Linked DNA regions of Homo sapiens: region 2 is linked to region 1. Evidence: chromatin loops called from intact Hi-C (ENCODE). Cell type or tissue: K562. All regions are shown on one strand. Links, peaks and the distances in the headings refer to the core of each region. The heading gives the core; the rest is flanking DNA. Region 1 has its middle 19 kb from the start of LINC01359. Region 2 overlaps RAVER2 (ribonucleoprotein, PTB binding 2).

Region 1 (4,401 bases), core at 114-4,113:
TCGGGAGGCTGAGGCAGGAGAACGGGGTGAACCCAGGAGGCGGAGCTTGCAGTGAGCCAAGATCGCGCCACTGCCCTCCATCGTGGGGGACAGAGTGAGATTCCGTCTCAAAAAAATAAAAATAAAAATAATACAAAAAACAAAAACAAAAATCTCGAACAATCCTATGATCATTAAATAAGTTGAATCGTTTACAGAAAATCCACAAAGAAAATTCCAGGACCAGAAGCCTTTCATATGACTTCCACCAATCTTTTAAGGAACAAAGTATTTTAATATTACATAAACACATACAAGAAGGAACAACTCTCAAACTCATAAGACACTAAAATTCATGTGAAGACTATGTCAAAATAAAATTACAATCTAATTTGACCTATGGATGTATGTTGAAAAAAATCTGAAACAATATATTAGCAAACTGAATCCAGCAATACAAAAAGATAATATAGAAAAGCAAGTGTATCCTAGGAATACAAAATTGGTTTAATATTTGAAAATGAAACAATGTAATTTGTCATGTTAATAGAATAAAGGAGAGAACCCATATGACCCCCCCCCCAATATATTTAGGAAAAGTGAATGGTTAAAAAAAAAAGTCAATATGTATTCTTAATTTTAAAAATCAGCAAACTTGAAATAAAAGGAAACTTTTAAGTGAAATAGGGTACCTACAGAAAATCTGTAGCAAACATCATGCAAAATAGCGAAGTTGCTATGTCAGAAGATGTGAGGCCGGGCATGGTGGCTCACTCCTGTAATCCTAACACTTTGGGAGGCCAATGTGGGTGGATCACCTGAGACCAGGAGTTCAAGACCAGCCTGACCAACATTATGAAACCCCATCTTTATTAAAATTCAAAAATTAGCAAGGTGTGGTGGCAGGCACCTGTAATCCCATCTACTTGAGAGGCTAAAGCAGGAGAATTGCTTGAACCCGGGAGGCAGAGGTTGCAGTGAGCCGAGATCATGCCACTGCACTCCAGCCTGGGTGACAGAGCGAGACTCTGTCTCAAAAAAAAAAGAAGAAGAAGAAGAAGAAGGCAGAGCGTGGTGGCTCACGCCTGTAATCAAAGCACTTTGGGAGGCCAAGGTGGGCAGATCATCTGAGGTCAGAAGTTCAAGACCAGCCTGGCCAACATGGTGAAACCCCATCTCTACTAAAAGTATAAAATTAGCCAGGTGTGCTGGTGCATGCCTGTAATCCTAGCTACATGGGAGGCTGAAGCAGGAGAATCGCTTGAACCCGGGAGGCGGAGGTTGCAGTGAGCTGAGATCACGCCATTGCACTCCAGCTTGGGCAAAAAGAGCAAAACTCCGTCTCAAAAAAAAAAAAAAAAAAAAAAAGCTGTGTATAACTTTAGTTCTGTTAGACAATGCCACACTCTTTCAAAGTGGTTGTGCTAATTTATACTCTCAGCAACAGCCTATGAGAACTCTCATCACCAATCCACATTATCACCAAAAGACTGTGAACCACTGTCCTAGAGAAACTCTTGCAATGTGTACTACAGACAAGTACAAGAATTTTCTCAGCATCATTGTTCTGAGTAGCTTGAAACTGGAAACGATTCACTGTGCTTCTGGGGAGGCAGCAAAATTTTATATCTGGATCACAGTACTGGTTATGTAGATGTTCATTTTATAATCATTCAAACTGCACATATATGCTTTATGCACTTTTCTATATGTACTGCATATGTCTCATTTGAACTTCTACAAAGGCATTATATTCTTCAAAGAAACTTCACACACATTTTAATAAATCTTATCTGATTTTACAATTACCACTTGTGGTTCCTATAAGAAACTTGTCCATATTAGTTAGGGCTCCACTAGAAAAGAAATTATTTGTACAAATTTGGTAATTTGAGAAGAGTTTAATTTAAAAGGACCATCTACAAAGGTGTGGGCAGGGTTTAAGGAGCTCAAATGTGGTAACAAAATACTCTAGAACTAGTAACTTGGGGTGCCTTTCCCACCCTTTGGGGCAGGGAAAGAAAGCCTTTATTAGAACCAGGAGATAGAGCTATGTGGAGAGAGCTACTCAACTTGAGCTATGACCTCTAGTGGAAAGACAGAGCCAGTCCACACCACAGTGACCGCATACAAAGGGGATAAATACCCTGATTTTGCTCCTCTCCCTTCCCTCTCCCAATCTTCTGTCTGTGCTCCTTGTTGGTGAACCCAACCAGAAGCCAGAAGACAAGAGAATCTGTGGATGCAATGCATTTAGGTCAACCACCCAGAGAACCCAGCAGAATGGAGCTGGGCAAAGAGTAGATCCGAAGTGATGAGAAGTTGTTCACATGTCCGTCTGAATCTAAAGTGGTAGCCACTTCCAGTGTTTTTCTTTTAAAATACAAGGTTTGGGGAGAAGGAGAAATGACCAAGGGATTTAAATTATAGCTGTTATAATCCCTGCTTCTGCAGCTGATGACAAGGCGTACATTGGTACTCAAGGCTACCTTCTTCCACCTCCCACTTCTGTTCTTTCCTTCCATCGGCACTTCAGCAGGATGTGTTTTACCTTTTTCCTTGTCCCAGGCTACTTGTCCCATAGTAAAGATGCTTTTGCCTATTTTCCAAAGTAGATTTGGAGAGACCCAAACTTCGTTGCGTGTAGGATATGAGGCATTGATAATCTTGTCTTTATTGGGTGGCTGCACTTTTCCATTCACCAGAACAGTGGGCCAAGGAATGCTAAGAAGTTGTTCATTGAATCCCTGAGTTCTAAACATAGCTCTCCCTGTCTATCCCCGCTAGGTAGCAGCAATCTAATTACTGCTGTTAAGGATATATTACCCCTTTTCTATATATTGGTTCTATGACCTAAGGAACCCCTAATGCCTGGGGGTAAGACTTAGCTTCCATTTCATTGGAACCATGTCTATTATACTTCCCATTTTTTTAGAAGAGGACACTAAAACCAAGAGAATTTGCAATATTTGCCTAAGAGTGCATAGTTAGTACAACAATGGAACTAGAAGCTCAGCCTCCTGACTTTCAGACTCATTTGCTTCCCACATACTGGAGGAGTACAGCTGTGTCTTATCACTGTAACAGGTGGACATGGGAAACAGCAATAACACAACGTTAGACTGTGATAAAGGTGACTCAAGGGAGGGAGGAATACACAGTAGCAGATGTCCTCTAAATATTAAGGCACAGTAGAGAATAAGACATTTGTCATCCTGCCATCTCATTGTGCCAAGCTACAAGAGTAATGTTTTTGCCCTGTGTTTTTCCAAAGCAGGGCCTTTTCCAAAACAATTCAGGGTGATGACTACTTGAGTGCATTTTAATGTGTTTGCTAATGAATTTTCTTGATATTGGAAAATAACATTTTTCTTGTGTAATGTCCCCTCTCCTTTCTCTCAAAGGAGCCCACATTGCCATTTTTTTATTTTTTTATTTTTTCTTGGTCACAGAGAAGTCCATGCTAGTGAAGCAATTAAGGGCTCTTTCTAACCCATAAATCACCAACAAAATGGATATTCCAGTGCACCCATAGGGATTGGAGGGCTCATGTGAGGGAAGTTTGTAAATGACTCTGCATTTTAGGATTTCCATAGCCTTTCTGAGGCCCATTAAACTGATCAGTAGGTAGTAAGTGATGAGGCATAAGGCTGGGAGGTGGGGTGATGTAAAGAAAAAATTAAGAAATGAGACTGAGTCAGCCAAAGTGAAAATTTAGTTTGTAAGAGTTGGTGCCTCTTCAGACTTCTAAGCAACTTGAAGAAGGTAATCACCATTTTATTACTTTTATTATCTTCTTTATTTTTAGACTTTAACATAGTCAATAGTGGGTTGCAGTACCTTGCTAAGAGGGAGGAGAACCAACTTCATACATTAGTGTCATGCTAAAATATTCATTGGGAAAAATTAATATAGCATTTTATTTAGGGCTTTCAATGTGTATATCAAAGGAGAAACTAATCAGGGGAAATTCAGTCTATTCTTAAGTTGGTGGGGAATGATATTTTTTGATAGGGAGTTTTTCACACCTGTTAGATCATATAAATTCAGTGGATGCTTTTTTTCTCATGAAAAGTGAGGAAGCAGTAAACATTTAAAACATAGAATTTTTTTTCCTGTCATCCTTACACAGGGGCCATGCTAATCTTCTCTGTATCATTCCAACTATTAATTATTTTTAAGTGAAGTATTTAATACGCTGATGTTAAGGTTCGGTTCAATGACTTTTTTTTAAATTTTAGAGGTAGGGTCTCGTTCTGTCACCCAAGCTGAAGTACAGTGGAGTGATCATGGCTCACTGCAACCTCAATCCCCTAGGCTTAAGTGATTCTCCCACCTCAGCCTCCCAAGTATCTGGAGACACAGGCATACGTAGCCATACTGGGCTAATTTTTATTTTTTATTTTTGTCAAGCTATGTTGC
Region 2 (4,352 bases), core at 353-4,352, 190 kb before region 1:
GGAGGAAAAAAGAAAACTTATGACATGAAATTTATATGAAATTCAGATTTCAGTGTCCATAAATAAACTTTTATTGGGACGTTGCCATGCTCATTCATTTACGTGTTGTCTGTGGCACTCTTACGCTACAAGGGCAGAACTGATTAGCTTCAACAGAGACTGTATGGCCTACAAAGACCATATGGCCTAAAATTTCAAGTATCTGGCCATTTATATATAGTTTGCTGATCCCTGATCTAATAGCACTAATTCTAATAGCAACTATTCCTTTCAATTCACCTAAAGACAGACCTTTAGCCTTTAGACAGACTTGTAAGTGGAAAGGAACATGGGTTTCTGTGCTCATTTCATAGCGTAGACTAGTAATGATCTAATGACTAGAATGGGGCCTATTTTGATCACTAAATGCCCTATTATTTCCACAATATAGTATAGTAAAGCAGTCAATACTGCACTTTCTGATGGAGTCTTAAGGAGTCACAGTATTTATAACCATTTTGAGCTAATAAGCTATACCTCACTCTCTGCTTTCTCTCTCACTCTTTTTGATAGTGTGTTAGGGTGAAAAATCAGTTATTTAACCCAATTTACTTGTGAAAGAAGTTTTATCTTTATGGACTATGATGACTTTTGACATCACCATTTCTTGAAGACCTTGGTATTAAATGCATGAGAAACCTTTTGCCATCTAGAAATTTCTAAGTTTGTTTATGTTATAAGACTGTAATTAATTGATAGGGAATTTGGGATCTCAATCCGGGGCTTTTTGAAATCAGATCATTAAATATCTCGTCACTTTGGGGACTTGTTATTTTTAACTATGATGTGGATATCCTGTTTTAATTATGAAGTCTAGAATTGGTACATATGTTGTATGCTTTGTAAAGAATTTCACTTGGTCTAATTTATTGCATATACTAGCTTCTGTTGGAAAATGACTGACAGCTAGAAAGTTTAAGGTAATTTCTAAGTATACTACCTATAAGTAACTGATAAGAATTAGGCATCATTCAGTGATATAGCAGATGACTAATGGGTTTTTCAGGCCCTGCACTTCTCTTTCCCATTTTCCTGTTGCATTCAGCCTCTTCAATGCTTAGTCACACCTCCACTATAGTACAAACAAACAAACAAACAGAAGAAAGGAAAGATGGTGAATTTTGCAACAGAGCTGCAAAAAGTCAGTCAGTCAAAGCAGGAAGAGGTTGAAGGAACTAAAACAAACAAACAAAGGTGTCTGGACTACAGCACAGTGGACATGCCATCCATACTGGCCTGTGCCCCGTTATCAATCACTGGGCACAACAGTGAAGAAGTGCAAATCAAGTGGTGTTTGTTTGTTTGTTAGTAGTAAGGACCGTAACCCACCCCTTCCTCCCCCCAAAACTATACTGTTATTTTTCTATGTAAGCAAATTGTTTGAAATGCTTTGAAAATGAAATCTTAATATTAAAAGGCATATGCATGTAAAGTCTTTAGTATATTTATTTGTATAAAGAGTAAACAAAGTGCATATAGAGTGGCCACAGGTTTGACACAGAGACCTTGGTGATGTAGGCTATGAACAAATTTAAATGGCAACTTCATTGCTGCCACTGAACCAATCCTGAATTTGGGCTCAACAGGTGAAAAGTAACAATATCAAACGAATACTAAACAGCATAACAAAAAGATTTTCAGACTCTTGGTCATAAAGACCGTAATCGTTCACATTGAATCAATGACTAAACATTTTTGATTACCCAGCTACCTCCAAGCAAACTGAAAACTGTCTAGTGGATCCTGAAGTCCATAGTGCCTCTAGCCGGGTCTTTCAAGTGTTGCACCACAGGGTGATGATTGATGGTAAAAACAGGGATCAACCCTTGTAGATCGGTGGTAAGTATGGAAACCCTCTAAGAACAGTGCAGCGTATGTGGTATTCAGACTGGTTGCATACAGCATTCAAAACCAGTGCTGGAATAGCTTGCCCCAAAGTGGTAGAGTTATAAAAGGATATACATTGACGTTTCTTAAAAGCATGTGTAATAGCATCCAGGTTCTGGGAATGAGTTCTGATTAAAGGTATACTGCTTAGGAAAGCACTGGCACAGGCTTAGTTCTTGAGAATTAACATGCAGCAAATTATCTATTCCACAGCTATCCCCCCATGTAGAACCAGCTTTCTCAAAAATGGGTGCTAGTGATCACCCAAAGGAACAGGAGCTAAGCCACTGGAGAAACAAAGTTTAAGTCCTACTGGTGAGAGAATACAGTCATTTTTGTACAGAAACAATATATACTACCTGGTATCTAATATTTTAAGAATGCATGGTCTAGTACTGTATAGATACTGAAATTTGAGGGCTAAGTCCATCAATCTTTCTTTATCTATGATTAATGTGCCAGCAAAACATTTCAGATCAGCTGGCAGCAGGGAAAAGCAATCATCTTCAGATATTATTTTGGTCAACTCCTCGTTTTCAAAAATCCCCTTTTGGTAATGCAGTTGTGATGGTGAACTAGCCAGATGAAATGGTGGTATATTCTTTCCACAAGGAGGAGTGCTTAAGTGCTTTCAAATATTTTGGTTGTCATTATGTGTCACTAAGTTACTGGTACCAAATTTAAAGAGGAAGTCCTTACACATATTAAGCACTACAGTGTGCCTTATACATGTATATGTACTGAAGTATGAGTTCAGTGACTTTTTGGACAGAACACAAACTTCTTTCATTAGAAATTTTTAAAAAATGACTTGGGCATTTGTTGCAGGAGAAGGACTTGATAATCTGTGGAATTTAAATGTTATTCATGCTTCTTATTTTAAAAGTGCTTCAAATCCTTCAATAAGGTTCTGAAAGCTTGTCCGATTGGATGGTTGGAATTCCCAGCATTTCCTCATAAGTTGATAAACCTGTAAAAAGAAAGAAGTAACAACAGTAAAAATGTTAGATCTGGGAACTTTAAAAAATAACAGAAATATCAAGAGTAAGAAAATAATTTTGGAAATGCAATGACTTTTCCTTAAAGACTAGAAAAACAAGAGTATTTGAATAGTTTAAAACACAGAAAATGGGATACAACTCTAGTTCATAAATAATATTTTAACATTTGAGAAGCTCAAGGGTTGACTGGCTGCAATAAAATCCAGGTCATTCCTGTAAACCAGTTAGAGGGTGAAGCAGAATCTCAGTTCAGACTTGAACTTTCCAGACTGGCTGCCTCACTCTCTGACTCATACTGTTCAGTGTGTCTTACACAGTCTCAAGAGTTTAGTATTAAAGGCTCAATTCACTTAGAAAACTGAATTATAAATGCTAATAAGTGGGATAAACTTACACACAAAAAATGCAATTATATGTATTTGTCACACTAAGGCTACACCAAAACCTGTCCCTCTGGGGCAAGCAAGTGGATAAAGAGGGGCTGGCTTTTGGAGGGAATCCTTGCTCTGAACCTAACTGGTGGCTATCATCTAGCCCCAAAGGCGATTTCTCAGTTATCTTATGTGAAATTCAGCTTCAGAAAACTATTTTACAAGGACTTCACTGCATCATTTCCTCGCTCTCCCCTCTACCCATTGCTGGACAACTCAAGCTGCGAAAACATAATAGAAATGGAGTGTTATTACTGTGACGTGGCCCATAGATACCTCATCTGGACAGTTAGGTGGGCACGGCAGGCGTTTTCCTTCTTTTAACGTATTCACAAGTCTTGTGACTGTCATCTGGCCATGGGTTGGGCCTATCATTTTCAGGAACAACTATATAAAATAAAATCAAACAAAACGTTTAACTTTGCAAGTATTTACATAAATGCCAAACAGATTAAGGTGAAATTTCTACAATCAACTGGAAATTTAAGTAGCAATAAAAAGGCTTTTCTCCTTAGTAACTTTAAATAAAAATCCAAAATCCTTATTAGCTTTCAATGATCTGTCTCTAACCAGTGTCTTAGACTCTACCAACCACTCCTTGTGCTTGTGCTGGTCAAGGAGTCTGTTCCCAAGAAAATGATCTGATTTAGGAATGAAGGAGGCACAGACAAGGCTGGTCCCTACCCAGTGCTACCCCACTTAACTTGCTCATTTTCCCATAAAACTGCCCTTCATCTCTACACAGATAAGATCCTTGAGAGTCAAGGTCATCCTATAGAACTCCGGGCTCGTTGTGAAAGCAAGACTTTAGAGATTCACAAATAACTGTCAAGTAGCAAACCAAGTTAATGGGAAAGTGACATTTTCCATTATAATACATTCATTGGATTCCATTTAAAAACAAAAGTTAACCAAGCAGAGGGATGGACACATTTTAAATGGGTACTGGATTCAAATGAAGAGAAAAGTAGGACTTACAGCCATGGGACTAGAA

Evidence for each region. A loop is a pair of places that touch in the nucleus more often than their neighbours do. Peaks named below come from ENCODE experiments on the same cell type or tissue, not always from the same donor. Only the 100,000 strongest peaks of a DNase experiment are listed, where the experiment ranks them.
Region 2: it touches region 1 in a loop (2.6-fold over the local background); 2 of 110 quality-filtered maps call a loop at or near these places.

What each region holds. Positions count from the first base shown.
Region 1 is chr1:65,018,902-65,023,302 of GRCh38, forward strand. It overlaps a transcript of JAK1 not described here and the pseudogene RNU6-1176P. Among named protein-coding and RNA genes, the nearest start is that of LINC01359, 19 kb to the left of the region's middle. In K562, for the core only: a CTCF peak has its summit at 2,073 (motif pointing left); DNase peaks (open chromatin) are centred at 2,060 and 3,100.
Region 2 is chr1:64,831,762-64,836,113 of GRCh38, forward strand. It overlaps RAVER2 (ribonucleoprotein, PTB binding 2), which reads left to right. Exons shown (of 12, transcript NM_001366165.2): 12 at 1-1,471. It overlaps JAK1 (Janus kinase 1), which reads right to left. Exons shown (of 25, transcript NM_002227.4): 23 at 4,337-4,352; 24 at 3,635-3,745; 25 at 1,468-2,896. The coding sequence ends at 2,801. Among named protein-coding and RNA genes, the nearest start is that of RAVER2, 89 kb to the left of the region's middle. In K562, for the core only: a CTCF peak has its summit at 2,522; no DNase peak of the experiment used is centred there.